2 separate regions of the Homo sapiens genome follow, and region 1 is linked to region 2. A link is a contact called in ENCODE Hi-C data. All regions are on one chromosome and are shown on one strand. The core of a region is the stretch at or near the end of the contact, and the rest is flanking DNA. Distances in the headings are between cores, read along the strand shown. Region 1 holds the start of LINC00566 (long intergenic non-protein coding RNA 566). Region 2 holds the start of C1QTNF9B (C1q and TNF related 9B).

Region 1 (7,208 bases), core at 1,525-4,024, 430 kb after region 2:
TGGGCCTAGATTGTTCAAAATACTCACCAGAGTTTGCAAATAGTAACGACAAAGATGATCAAGTTTTAAATTGCCATTTGGCAGTGAAGGTGCTATCCCCGGAAGATGGAAAAGCAGATATTGTGAGAGCCGCTCAGGACTTTTGCCAGTGAGTAGCCCAGAAGCAAAGGAGACCCAAAGATTTGGATGTAGATATGTTAGTTTACTCAGTTCAAATGGTTGTCCTGATCCTGATTTAGTACTGAAGTTCGGTCCTGTGGACAGCACACGAGGCTTTCTTACCTGGCACATCAGATTGACTGAGATTGTCTCTTTGCCTTCCCATCTAAACATCAGTTATGAGGACTTTTTCTCTGCCCTTCGTCATTATGCAGCCTGTGAACAGCGTCTGGGAAAGTCGTGGTCATTGGTTGCATAATTCCATTTGAGGCTTATGGAGGAAAGGACCCAAGTGACTCTGATGTTTAGAAAGCACCTATGAAACCCTGTACACACCTAGTTCATAATCTTCATAATTTATCAACAAACAAAAAAGTGTCTTACTTGAGAGTGAGTGTGTGCGTGTGTGCGTGCACACATGTGCACGTTTGTATGTGTGGAAATAAACATAAATGGGGACGTGTTGGAGAAGGAAATACATAGACCTACAACTTTGAGCATATAGCAGTGATGTTTTAGGAACTGAAATGTCACACTTAATAAAGTCTTCAGCCCAGCTACTTCCCTGTTTTCGTGGGGAGAAGAGGGCCTGATTAGAACTGTTCTGGTTGTGTTTGGCGGGAGGGGAATAAATTTTGTTCAGTCCTTCTTAGTGACCAAACTTTAATTTTTAAGAATAATATATTGACTTACTGAACTGAAGCATTCTGAGTTGAAAGGAGCTCCAGAGGAAAGGAGTTCTGTGTTGCTCACATGTTAAAAGCTTGCTCACCTTCAGAGCAGAGGGAATACCTATCTTCAGATATCCGCCCATTTTCATCTCTTCATTATAGTCAAACAGTGTGACTTGAGAGTGTTGCTCTGGTGTCTGTATTCTGGCTTATGAAGATTATTTGAAAAACAACTCTTACTACATTGAAATGCAGACTTTAAAAAATTTAAATATGCGGCCTGGCGCGGTGGCTCACGCCTGTAATCCCAGCACTTGGGAGGCCGAGGCAGGCGGATCACGAGGTCAGGAGATCGAGACCATCCTGGCTAACACGGTGAAACCTGGTCTCTACTTAAAATTCAAAAAATTAGCCTGGCTTGGTGGCGGGCGCCTGTAGTCCCAGCTACTTGGGAGGCTTAGGCAGGAGAATGGCGTGAACCCAGGAGGCGGAGCTTGCAGTGAGCCAAGATGGCGCCACTGCACTCCAGCCTGGGCGACAGAATGAGACTCCCTCTCAAAATAAATAAATAAATAAATAAATAAATATTGGATTAGGCAGTCAGAAAACAAACCAAACAAGCATAAAAGGTCAATAAGTTGTAATCTTAAAAGTAAAGGTCAAAAACTCATGATAAGTGGAAAAAAAGTTTTGATTTCCTTTTTTGTTTGATGGGCAGTATGCCATATTATACCCAAACTTGGTTTAAAAAATATTCCCATCAACTATTTTTATTTAAAATAAACATTTGAGGGAAGTTACCACGGCAACTTTTTTTCCTCAAAAGTAACCTGTTCCTCTTTGGAACTGCACATTTTAGGGGCATGGTTAATACCTGAGATTTTTACTCAGTAAACCTGATGGTTACCGTGTGTAAAATATCTTTAAGTAGGATTGAAGGCCTCTGTGGGGAATAAAATATTGCCAAAGCCTATAAAAATAAATTTTACATGTTCTCTTTTATGACAGAGAGCAGCACTGGTTCTGTTATTTTTAAAATGAATAATTGATTTCTTGACTGGTGTTTAATATTTCTTTCCTCACTGCTGATTCTTAGATAGAAACCATTATTTATATTTGATAGACTGTTTTCAGAAAACTCTTATCAACAAGTGTACAATAGTTATCTAAAACTGTACATTTAGAATGGAGGAGTTTAATACTAGATCTCGGAAGTTTGAAAAATAGCAAAGAAGACTGGATTTGGAAAGCATGGTCTACAATTGCTTGTCAAATTCTGAAGCTATGAAGAATAAATGTTTCAACTTTAGATTATGAAACCCCATTTATGATTTTTTAAATACACTTGAAATAAAAATGATTGAACTAAATTTTGGTCCAGTGACATTACTTTGCACTGCATAGCCTATTATACATTGTAAGTCTTTTTGTTTTATTACTGAGATTTTTCTGTAAAGCTACAGCATATCTAATCAGAGAATTTCTGATTTGTTTCCTTATACTGTGATTATGTTATATTGAGGCATTTGTAGTGCAGCTTAAGACTGAATTTATGCTTTTTGTAAACATGATCGGTGTAAATGTCTTATAAACATTCTGGAGTATGTATAGCTTTAATGAATGAAATTTAATGGACCTGATTAAAATGAAGGGATTTAATCTTTGTTAAAGTGAAGTTAGTGGAATAAATTACCTACTGGAATATAGTCCAAGCCACTAAAGGTTTAATATTTGCATTTTTTTGCTTTTATTTTCTCCTTCCATTTATAAGTATATACTTGAAAGTACATCTGTAGCCTATGACTTGAGTCTCTTGAACTTCTAGGAAGAGGCAAACTACAAACTACCAGGATTCTGATTTCAGATATAGGCATTCCAGAATCTTCTCTTTATGAGTTCACCTGCTAGTACAATCTCCATAACTTGAATGGCATTGGTTGTTCTATAATTGCTGCCAAAATCATCACAAGCTGTACGTCATCAAGGCTCCCTTTGCACTCCCAAGAAGAACTGTTCATTTTAAACAAAAGTGTATGTCTTTATTTGTATTGGAAAATATTGTCTTTAAGTTGTTTCTTGTTGACACTCCCCTCAGTGGAAAAGTTACCAAATTAAACCTGTTTTATGGATGGCAGCTTGGAGCATAGCAAGAAGTTGGAGGATTTGAATTCCATTCCCAGTTCTCATTGTGTTTTGTTTCTTAAAACAATAATAATTGATTACTGTTATAAAGTTTAAAAGGTGGTTTTAATGTGAATAGCAAATTCTGGTATATTGTGACTAACGCTTAAGAATGCCTGTCTTTGAGAGGAAGGTGTTATAATATTAATGAACAGTGCCAAATACACTGTGCATATCTACAATTTAATCTTTGAATGTATGTTACTGGATTAGCTCCCTCCTCCTTCTTTGTGATGGTGCCATGCACAGAGTCAATCAAATCCTTGTGATGTTTTGTATGGACTTTAACAACATGTAAATAATGTGTAAAGCAAGTTTTTATGATTAAGGAATCAAATTTATTGAATTTTATTATTGAAAGTTGAAACTTAACATGTATGAACAAAAACCAATAAAAGAATATACTCTTTTCATTGACTATAAAAAATTATTTATTTTTAAAAATTCCACAAATACCATACATATTTATGGGATACACAGTGATGTTCCTATACATACAATGTATAGTCATCAGATCAAGGATATTAGCATATCTGTCATCTGAAATATTGATCATTTTTTGTGTTGGGAGAATTCAATATCCTCTTTTAGCTATTTGAAAATATACATGCTTGACTATAATCATCCTACAGTGCTATAAAACATTAGAACTTATTCCTCCTAACTGTAATGTTGTGTCCTTTAACAAATCTCTCCCTATATCCCCCTTCCCTTTCCACCCTCTAATAACCTGGGTTCTACTCTTTACTTCTGTGAGATCAACTATTTTAGCTTTTACATATGAGTGAGAACATGTTTAACTTCCTGTTCCTGGCTCATTTCACTTAACACCATGTCCTCCAGACTCATCCATGTTTTCGTGGAGGACAAGACTTCATTCTTTTTTATTGCTGAATAATATTCCATAATATGTGTGTGTGTGTGTGTGTGTGTGTGTGTGTATAAAATCACGTTTTCTTTAGCCATTCATCTGTTGATGGACACTTGGGTTGACTCCATAGCTTGGCTATTGTGAATAGTGCTGCAATGGACAGGGAGTGTGCACAACTCTTGGATGTACTAATTTTCTTTCCTTTGGCTCTTTACCCAGTAGTGGGACTGCTAGATCATATGCTAGTTCCATTTTTGTTTTTTTGAGGAAACTCTATACTGTTTTCTATAGTGGCTGTACTAGTTTACATTCCCACCAATAGTGTGTAAGAATTCCCTTTTCTCCACCTTCTCACCAGCATTTATTATTTTTTTGTATTTTTGACAATAGCCATTCTAACTGAAGTGAGATGATACCTCACTGTGGTTTTGATTTGCATTTATCTGATGATTAGTGATACTGAACTTTTTCCATATATTTGTTAGTCATTTGCATGTCCTTCTGAGAACTATCTGTTTGAATCATTTGCCCATTTTTAATTTTTTTTTTTTTTTTTTTTTTTTTTTTGCTGTTGAGATGTTTGAATTCCTTGTATATTCTAGATATGAATCCCTTGTTGGATGAATAGTTTGCAAGTATCTCTCACCCTATGCGAAAGTTAACTCAAAATGGATCAAAGACTTAAATATAAAACCTGAAACTATAAGAACTACTAGAAGAAAACACAGAGAAAATGCTTTACGACATTGGTCTTGGAAAAGATTTTATGAATAAGACCTTAAAGCACAGGCAACAAAAGCAAAAATAAACAAATGGGATTACATAAAAGTAAAACGCTTCAGCATACCAAAGGAAACAATCAATATAGTGAAAAGAGAACTGACAGAATGGATGAAATGAAGACTTTCAGAACCAAAGCATCCTGAGAGAGTGTCCCACTGAAGACCTACACACAACAGCCCACTAAGAGGTACACTTTGACCAAAAGTAAATTGAACCTGGGAAGATGGAATAAGATACATGAAGCTCGGGTGAGCAAAGAAAATGCAAGATAATACAGGTAAATCTGAAGGAGCACTGAGTGTGTAAAATAATAATAATAATAACTAATAATGCAGGTAAAAAAATACTACTGAACTAAAACCTTATAGAAGATAAACACTAACTTATGATTTAAGGAGAACAACAACCTCTTAACCTAAGAATACGAGAGAATTTCCTTATCCTGATAAAGAAGATTAAATCATATAGAAAGTATTATCTTTCATTGTAAAATTCAGTGCTACTCTAAAATCAGCTCTATTTTTATGCCTCATTGTGCTAGAGACCCTAGGAGCACATTGTGGGAAGAAAAGAAATCTGTTATAGGGTCTAAGAAGTAAAAAAAACTAAGCTATTATTATGTGCAGAATATTTTTGAAGAGGAAATTCAAGATAATCTAGAGACAGCTATTAGAATTAACTAGGGAGTTCAATGAATTGCAGGATATAAATTCAGCATAAAAATTACTAGCAAAAATTAGATAAGTATATAAGATTCCATTAACAGTGAAAAATCCCACAAGGTTCCTAGAGATACATGTAATAATAATGTGCAAGATGTTTCTAATAGGAGGAAATGGGTAAACTTTCTTGGAAGGCATGAAAGAAGACCTAAGTGAATGGAGAAATATGCCATATTCATGAATGGAGAGACTCAATAATGATGAAAACTATCATTACATTGATCTAAAGATAAAATGTATTTCCAAAATCTTTTCCCAAAATGTGTTTTTCATGCTGATTTACAAAATTAACATACAAGAGCAATGAGCCAAAAATAGCCAAGACATACCTAAATATAAAGGCGAGAGAGATAACAGATATCACAACTTGTTTTATAGAGCTACAAGTCTTAAGAGAGTGTGATATGGTTCAGGGATGGGTAAATAAAACAATGAAACTGAGGCTACAGCTAGAAAAAGAACCATGAATACATGTGAACTTGGTATATGATGGGGGCATTACCCCTCAATGGGGAAGGGGTGCACTACTTGGCACGTGGTGCTGGAGCAACAGAAAACAAATTCATCAAGAAAAAATAAGTCACAGGTAGGTCAACACCTACATGTGAGAATGCAAAGCTGTAAAAGATAACATGAGTTTATACTAATATCAAAACAGGAGGAACAGTCTGAGGTATCAGACACATTAAAATTTAAAATTCTGTTCAGAACAAGGCACCATCAATAAAGCAAAAAAATGTACATGCCTCAGTCTGAGAGGATATATTTGCAATCCACATAACCAATAAAGTATCACTATCCAGATACATAAATAGTTCTGAAAATCAGTAAGAAAAAGGCAAGCGACCCCATGGAAAAATGAGCAAATGATAAGAAACAATAAATATCAGGAGAAAACAATGGGCAATAAATACGTGAAAAGTGGCTGAACTTCACTGCTAACACTGAGAAACACAAATTAAAACAACTAGATGCCATTTTTCACCCATTAGAGTGTAAAAAATTAAGAAGTTTGATACTAATGAGTGTTGCCATGAATCTGTGGAAATGGAAACTCTGCTGCTGGAAGGCGTATAAATTGGTATAACCACTTTGGACAGCAAAGCAGCAATACTTAATAATAATGGCAATGATAGCACTAATGTTTAATACTTATTGAACATTTATAAAGTGCCAGGCATTGTTAAAAGCTGGTGTGGAAAGCTGACAACACACATTCCCAGAAGCCAGGGTTCTTTCTGCAGTGGCCTGGCCCAAGATCCCCTGCACACGGCACCAGCAGACACAAGCAAGGCTGCTCGTGGTATGGTGGGAAAGCAGAACTCATTTGCAAGTTCCTGAGTGGGGAAGGATCACTAATCTGTGCCTCATTGGCATGACAGAATATTCTACTCTACTTAACAGAAACACACTGAATTGATATCCATCAATATGGATAAATTTCAAAAACTTGATGTTGAGTGAAAAAAAGCAAGTTGCAAGAATCTTTACACCATTTTGCCATTTATGTCATCTTTAAGGCACAAAAAATATGGATGCAAGCATGTGATAGAAAAGTACAAACTTGTAGGTGGGAAATACAGACACCAGCCCTCCTCCATAGCGAGCTGACAGCCGGCTGGGGAGCTGCTGGGGTCCTCCATCCATCCATCTGTCCATGCATCCACAGGAGCCAGGCCATCTCCAAGGAGGGAACACCGGCTAAGGGAAGCAAGAGCCAGCCTTGAGGAGCTGGAAACTGGAGGAAGATTATTCTAGGAATTCAAGGACTTATGACATTTGAAATCTATTAATGTCATTTGTTATGATTCATTATACATT
Region 2 (7,129 bases), core at 3,640-6,139:
CCACTGCACTCCAGCCTGGGCAACAGAGTGAGACCCTGTCTCAAAAAAATAAATAAAAGTCAATTACTCCAATTACACACGTGTGTGCACATGGACACACACACACACATCCCAACACACCTTTTGACTACTGTCTACTAAATTAGTGTCAGGGCTCACATTAGAAATTACAACCCTACCATCTAAGTCTACCATGCTGGCTATTAAATAATGTCAATCCATGACAAAAAGCACTCTGCAGAGCAGAGACAGACAGATTAACTGACACTCAACCCTAGTCGTGACATCCTCTAAAAACCTCCTCCCTGGAGTGAACATAAAATAAAGCCTGCATCGAGGCATTGCCCTCTCCTGCCCAACCCCAGCCCCAACCCACCTATCCCACCGGCAATTCATCATCTACAGAAACCTTGCTGCTTCCTTGCACCCCCACCCATACCAAAGAGCCGTCGTTGCAAGTGTGGACTCTGAGGCTAAGTGCCAGGTTTCCATTCTGTCCCCATATGCACACAGGACGTCAGACGAGCTAGTGAGCCTCGTGCCTCTGTTCCCTCACCTACGGAACTGGGGTGATAAAACTACCTAGTGTCTGGGGATGTTGCATTTGGTGAGTCAGTACATGAAAAGCACAAAGTGAAGATTACACAAGTTTGCCACTACGACTACATCCCAACCCATCAGGGACCAGTTCTAGTGCCACCTCCTCCATGCAGTGCTGCCAGATGCACCAAGTCAAAAACTCAGTCTCACTCCTCAGTGCTCATCCACTGCAAGGTTCAAAGTTCAGCAAACTACAGCCACAGGCCAAATTCAGCCTCCCTCCCGCAAGCAAAACAAACATGGTTGACATTTTTTTTGTTTTTCTGGTTTTTGTTTGTGACAGGGTCACTCACTCTGTTACCCAGGCTGGAGTGCAGTGATGAGATCATGGCTCATGGCAGCCTCAAACTCCCAGGCTCAAGTGATCCTCCCATCTCAGCCTCCTGAGTAGCTGGGACTACAGGCATGTGCCACCATGCCTGGCTAGTTTTTTTATTTGTATAGACAAAGTCTTACTATGTTGCCCAGGGTGGTCTGGAACTCCTAGGTTCAAGCGATTCTCTTACCTGGGCCTCCCAAAGTGTTGGGATTACAGGTGTGAGGCATGGTGCTCGGCCATGGTTTGCATGTTTAAATGGTCACAAATAATATTCCACAATACATGGAAACCATGGGAAATTCCCATTTCAGTCTTCACACATATGGTGTCACTGGAACAGAGCCATGCTTATTTATGGAGCATCTACAGCTTCTTTTCACTACAAGGGGAAGTTGAGTAGTGGTGACAGATCTGTGTGGAGTTGAGAATATTTACTACCCAGCCCTCTGCAAAGCCTGCCAATCCCTGCAGAATCCCCCCATCTGGAGAGTAAGAACTGTGTTGCCTTTATTATAAGATTATAATCAGCATGGAGGACTTGTCCATGGTAATATTGTTAAATAGTCGACAGCTCAGAATTAGAGCACCATAAATAGGAACTACTAACCTCGTTCTCCCTTCTCTCCACTCGTCCCATCCTTCCCCGGGCTGCCAGGACATCCTGGTTCTCCTAGGTGGAAAAGCAGAAAACAGGCATGAGTTGAAATTCCATTTCTGATTTTTCTGGCCATTGGTCTCCATCAGCCATGTGTTGGAGAGTCTGGGGGTGACCCCCGCCCTGACGGGCACTCTGTCCTCCACACGAGCGCAGGTGGAGAGAGGCAGGCATGAGCGGGCATCTGGGGTGCTGAGCTGCGTGGGATAAGTGACCTAAGAAATGAACTGAGTGACTTCCCAAGCGCCCATCTCTAGGACGTGCCTAGAGCGCACAGCAAGACAGGACGAAGAGGGAGTGTGTGCAATGGGGACTGACTGTCACAATTGATTGTGTTCCTCTCCTGCGACAAGGACTTGGGACGTGGTCTGAATGTTGGAGGTGCGAGGAGGTTTCCTCACTCTGTTTCTCTTCCATTACTCTTGAGGAGAGTGGAATGGAAGATTTACTAGGCTCCTATGAAAACACAGATGACTATGGTTACGTGACACTATCCCAAGATAGAAGAGAGAGTTCTGGAGGGATCCCTCTAGTGCCTTACACTGGGGGAAATGCTACTAATCGAGCTGGCAGAGAACATCAGGTGAGTGGGGCTCTGCTGACTACACTCAAGTCCTTGTGCTCAGAACAGGCCCCCCTGAGCTCCAGGTCGGCGTGCTATCCGTCAGCGGGTTGAAGGTGGCTCTGGCTATGGCAGTAGAGTGCTCATTGGGCCACAGCTCACCCCAGACTCTGGCTTCTCACAAAGCAGCAGAGACTCCCATACTTCAGACCCACTGACGTGGCTGTGGGGCGACAGGCGCAGGCTGGGCCGGCTTGCAGGTCCTGAGACAGGACTGACACAGGCAGACTTATTTCTGTCACGATGTCTGTTCTCCTGGGACACCAGCGCTCCTGAGTGGGGCCTTGGTCAGCGTGGGACCTCTGAATGGAGGGGGCTTATCCCTACATTTGCCCCTCCCTGCGCTCCCCTTCCCTCCCCTCTACTGGCTGCTCCCCTGTGTCTTCCTCTCCTTCCCTCTTTTTGTTCCCCTGCTTGGCTCTCGTTTCTCCCATTCTCTAGAGCAGTGGCCTCTGAGCTTTCATGATCACGCACCACAACTCACAAAGCATGAACACAGACCCCAATCAGTAGACATTTATATGTTTCTACATTATGCACAGGTAGTATATGAAAAATATGTTTGGTATAAAACATACACAAAAATACACTTTAAGATGGTAAGATAAAAATGAAGTAAATTTTTAGTGTGAGCAATGTGATTGAATGTCCTTCTAAGAAAGAATATATATTACAAATAATACTTATGAATTACATAGAAAAAATAGATATAACATTTGCTTCTAAGAAGTATGTAAAACTTGAAAGAATGGACATTGGTGAGCAGAGGAGAGAAATTCAACACGGAAGAGGTAGAGAAATTTGGTATTGAATATAGAAGTGTTTGTCTTAGTTCTCTGTATTTTGTATCACCTATTTATCTCCTTTTATGTGTAATATTTTATAACAAAAATTTAAAAAATGAAAATCCTAAACATTCAGAAATAAAATACACACAGACACAGACATACACACACACACACACACACACACACACACCACTGTGGTCACAGTGTGAGGGCAGAAGACCTGATTTCATTAAGGGTAAGGTTTTAGTATTCATTTGGACTGGGCTATTTGCTACCGGGGGACTGGAACAGTCTCAATGAGCTGGAGATGTGAGGAGCCAGGAGAAGACACCTCACAGAGCAGATGTGCCGGTTAGAAAGAAATAAAGTTGCTTCCTGGTGACCCTTGGCTTCATCCAGCCCATTCAAAAAACTATCAGGCCACCAAATGCCATAAAGTGAGACATGTTAGAAACACAAACTTATTTGTAAAAAGGTCCATAGAAGTTTTGATATTTTCTTTCTAATGCCACTGAACTGTGCTCTTAACCCAGTGAATCATTCTGCATAAGTCTTAGATATGTGACCCTATGGTCAAGACCAGGCCTCAAGAATGGTACCCCATTCAGAAACCAAGTCTATTGGTTGTTGTTATGGAAAGCACTCAGACTTCCAGGCTTTGGCAAATCTCCCTCCCAGAGGATGGATTCTGTCCCCAGATCCCCAGACCCTGCCTAGGTCATAGATTCATAAGCAGCAGCTGTATGTGTCATCTGTCACTCCGCATCTCCTGCTTCATGACATGATATGGTATTAGCTCTCACCTGCACTGCAGCTGGGTGCTTGCTGCCAAATAATTCATGATCAGATCTCTCTATTGGCCTCGTGTTGCCAAAAATCCAACATACCTGTCACCTGAGGTGGGAGGATCCATGACATTGTATACTACTGAAAATGTCCTGCGGTGTCAGAGATGAGAGAACCCAGGAGGGCAGGGGTCATGGCGATCTGGCCCTGTGCTCTCCACCAGCACCTGGCACAGAGTCTGGCATGGAGCAGACCCCGTGAGTGTTGCTGGGCAGATGGGTGGATGGATGAATGGGGTCAGGCTCCAGTGAATGTTGCTGGGTGGATGGATGGATGGGTTGTGAGTGGGTAGGTGGAAAACCACACAGATGATGAGTGAATGAGATGAAAGTAATGAAGAGAGAAGCTCAAAGGCAGCCGAAGCCGTCAGGTGAGTACCTGCATCGCCTTTGTCACCCTTCGCTCCGTCTCGTCCATCTCTTCCAGGCAGACCATTGTGACCGGGGTTCCCAGGGATTCCAGGGTGCCCTTGCCTGCAGGTGTCCTGTGAGTTTATGTTCCCTGTGCAGATTTCAATGGCAAGCAGAAGCCACCAGATCCTCATGGTTCAGATGACAGACTGAACTGAAAGAGGGAAACAGAAACCCAGAGGAGAAACCTTTGTTGCTGGGGCCCTGGACACAGCCTCCGTTCTGTGCAGTGGGAAATGGATGAGCTGTCCCCTGCCCCAGACCCACACCTGGACAGACTTGGCAGAAGACTCAGGGCAGGGGAGCAAGCTGGTTATTACCAGGATGACATTGTCCTTGGAAGGTAACACTTGTGATTGGAACCACTCTTCAAGCTGAACGGGCAATAAAAAAAAGCCAAGTTTAAGGTCAGGATACTCTTCCGTTCATCATTTCACTTTGAAGAAATCACTTCTCTTAACCACAGACCAATGCTTACTTATCTCACAGGACTATTGTAAAAATCAAATTTTATCACAATATGCATAAAGGCACATGACAAATAGTGAAGCAAACATAGCATTACCATCTGATCCAGCAATTCCACTGCTGTGCATCTACACAAAATAATTGAAAGCAAGGACTAGAACAGATGTCCATGTTCGTAGTTGCATTATTTTCCATAGCAACCCAAGGGTCCCTCAGTGGATAAACAGATACATGCAATGTGGTAGGTCCATACAATGGAATATTCTTCAGCCTTAGAAAGAAAAGAAATTCTGACATGTGTTACATGAATGGACCTCGAGAACATTATGCTAAGTGAAACTAGCTAGTCACAAACAGACAGACCTGGATAACTTCAGTTATAAGAGGTTCCTAGAGCCGTCAAACTCATATAAAGAAAAAGTAGGATGATGGTTGCCAGAGGTGAAGAGAGAAGGAAATGGGAGTTGTTTGATGGGTACAGAGTTTGGGAAGATTTTAAAAGAGTTCTGGAGATGGGTGGTGGTGATGGTTGCACAACAAAGAGAATGTACTTAATGCCACTGAACTGTGCCCTTAAGATGGTTAAGCTGGTTAGTTTTATGTTATATATTTTTTTTACCACATTAAACAATTAAATTAAATTTTTAAAAAAGTAAAGCATTCCAAACAGTCTTACTGTAATGAGAGGTATTCTTTGAGTCAGGGTCTTGTTTTTCTAGGAGGCCACTGTGAAGAAGGGCCACACACACAGAAAACATCACCTAGTTCGGGAGAAGTGCATTTTCAAGTCCTTTCCTCTGTAGACACTGCCCCCACCCCAGGTTATCCATGCAGTTTCCCCCGCAGCAGGAGCTAAGACAACGCTTGGGCAGTGCTCCAAACGGAGCAGCAAACGCAAGGCCTGGAAGGAAGATGAAACGTGGATGGCTGGGCCTCCTGACTCAGCAACGCTCCCACTCAGGGCTGTGGAGCACCCTGTTACTCTCCCACATGGCGCTTGTCATGGCAGGGGCTTGACACTTGTTTACATAATTGTAGGATGAAGAATCTGACTCCCCGCCTGACTGTATTTCCTCATTATTGCCTTCCCAGTACTCAATATTAAACTTGGAACAGCAGATTGAACAAATACTTGTTGAATGAAATTAATGTATCATCATGGGAGATGTCTTAGGATATATATATAATTTTTGGAGACAAGGTCTTGCTCCATCACCAAGGCTGAAGTACAGTCATGCAATCACAGCTCACTGTAGTCTCAACCTCCCAGCTCAAGTGATCCTCCTGCCTCAACCTCCCAAGCAGCTGGGACTACAGGCATGCACCACCACACCCGGCTAATTTTTTTTTTTTTTTTTTTTGAGATGTAGTTTCACTCTTGTGACCCAGGCTGGAGTGCCATCTCTGCTCACTGCAAACTCCGCCTCCCAGGTTCAAGCAATTCAGCTTCTCGAGTAGCTGGGATTACAGGCGCCATCACCACGCCCGGCTAATTTTTGTATTTTTAGTAGAGACGGGGTTTCACCATGTTGGCCAGGCTGGTCTCAAACTCCTGACCTCAGGTGATCTGCCCGTCTTGGCCTCCCAAAGTGCTGGGATTACAGGCATGACCCAATGCCACTGGCCCTAATTTCTCTTCTCTTCTTTTCTTCTTTTTTCCTTCCTTCCTTCCCTCCCTCCCTCCCTTTCGTTTTCTTTCTCGCTTTCTTTTTTTTTTTTTTTTTTTTTGAGACTGGGTCTAACTCTGTTGCCCAGGCTGGTCTTGAATTCCTGAGCTCCCACCTCAGTCTCCCAAAGTGCTAGTATTACAGGCTAAAGCCCCTGCACCTGACTTTTAGGATTTAAAAAATTAAAGTAAAACAAAAACGTGGGCCTAGTGCAACTGGTCAGAACCCAGATCCTCTCACAGTGCTGATAGCCACGTAAATCTGCACATCTTTCTGGAAAAGTTAAAGAGCAAAAGACATCTATGTCTTTCACCCTGTATTCCTATCCCTAAAGTTCTTCCTAATGTTCCAAAACTGTGTGCCAATTGTGTGCCATTACCTGCAGCATTATCTATAACAGGTGAAAAAGTGCATACTACATACTATGTAACAATAGGGGAAAGGTTTACTATGTGTAATAGTATGTAACTGCTGCAATAATCATGAAGGTCATGTAGAAATATGTGAATGATATATGTTGTGCTGAATTTTGATAGCAGACTAAAATGCCATGCACATTATAAATGTACTTAACGACTGTATGAATATTGACAAAAACTCAAAGTGAGTATGTGCAAATAAAGATGGTTGCTTTAGAATGCGGGGCAGTTATGGGAGCTTTTCATTTAAAAAATGCTTTTTTATAGTGCCTACACAAATATTTCTAGATTTTGAAAACCAGCAAGACTCTCTGTCATCCAAAGACTGTATTGCC

Evidence for each region. A loop is a pair of places that touch in the nucleus more often than their neighbours do. Pooled maps may share reads with other maps.
Region 1: a map of heart left ventricle shows a loop between it and region 2 (8-fold over the local background). The contact joins the promoter of LINC00566 here to the promoter of C1QTNF9B in region 2. A Hi-C loop is called at or near these places in 15 of 168 maps with a recorded cell type or tissue (GM11168, GM13977, GM18951 and 9 more), 3 of 37 single-sample maps with no recorded cell type and 16 of 50 pooled maps.

Annotation. Positions count from the first base shown.
Region 1 is chr13:24,328,676-24,335,883 of GRCh38, forward strand. It overlaps LINC00566 (long intergenic non-protein coding RNA 566), which reads left to right and starts at 2,775. Exons shown (of 2, transcript NR_131903.1): 1 at 2,775-2,861. It also overlaps the pseudogene NUS1P3.
Region 2 is chr13:23,892,613-23,899,741 of GRCh38, forward strand. C1QTNF9B (C1q and TNF related 9B) reads right to left here and starts at 4,890. Exons shown (of 5, transcript NM_001007537.3): 1 at 4,806-4,890; 2 at 4,510-4,614; 3 at 4,209-4,394; 4 at 1,527-1,589. The coding sequence starts at 4,374.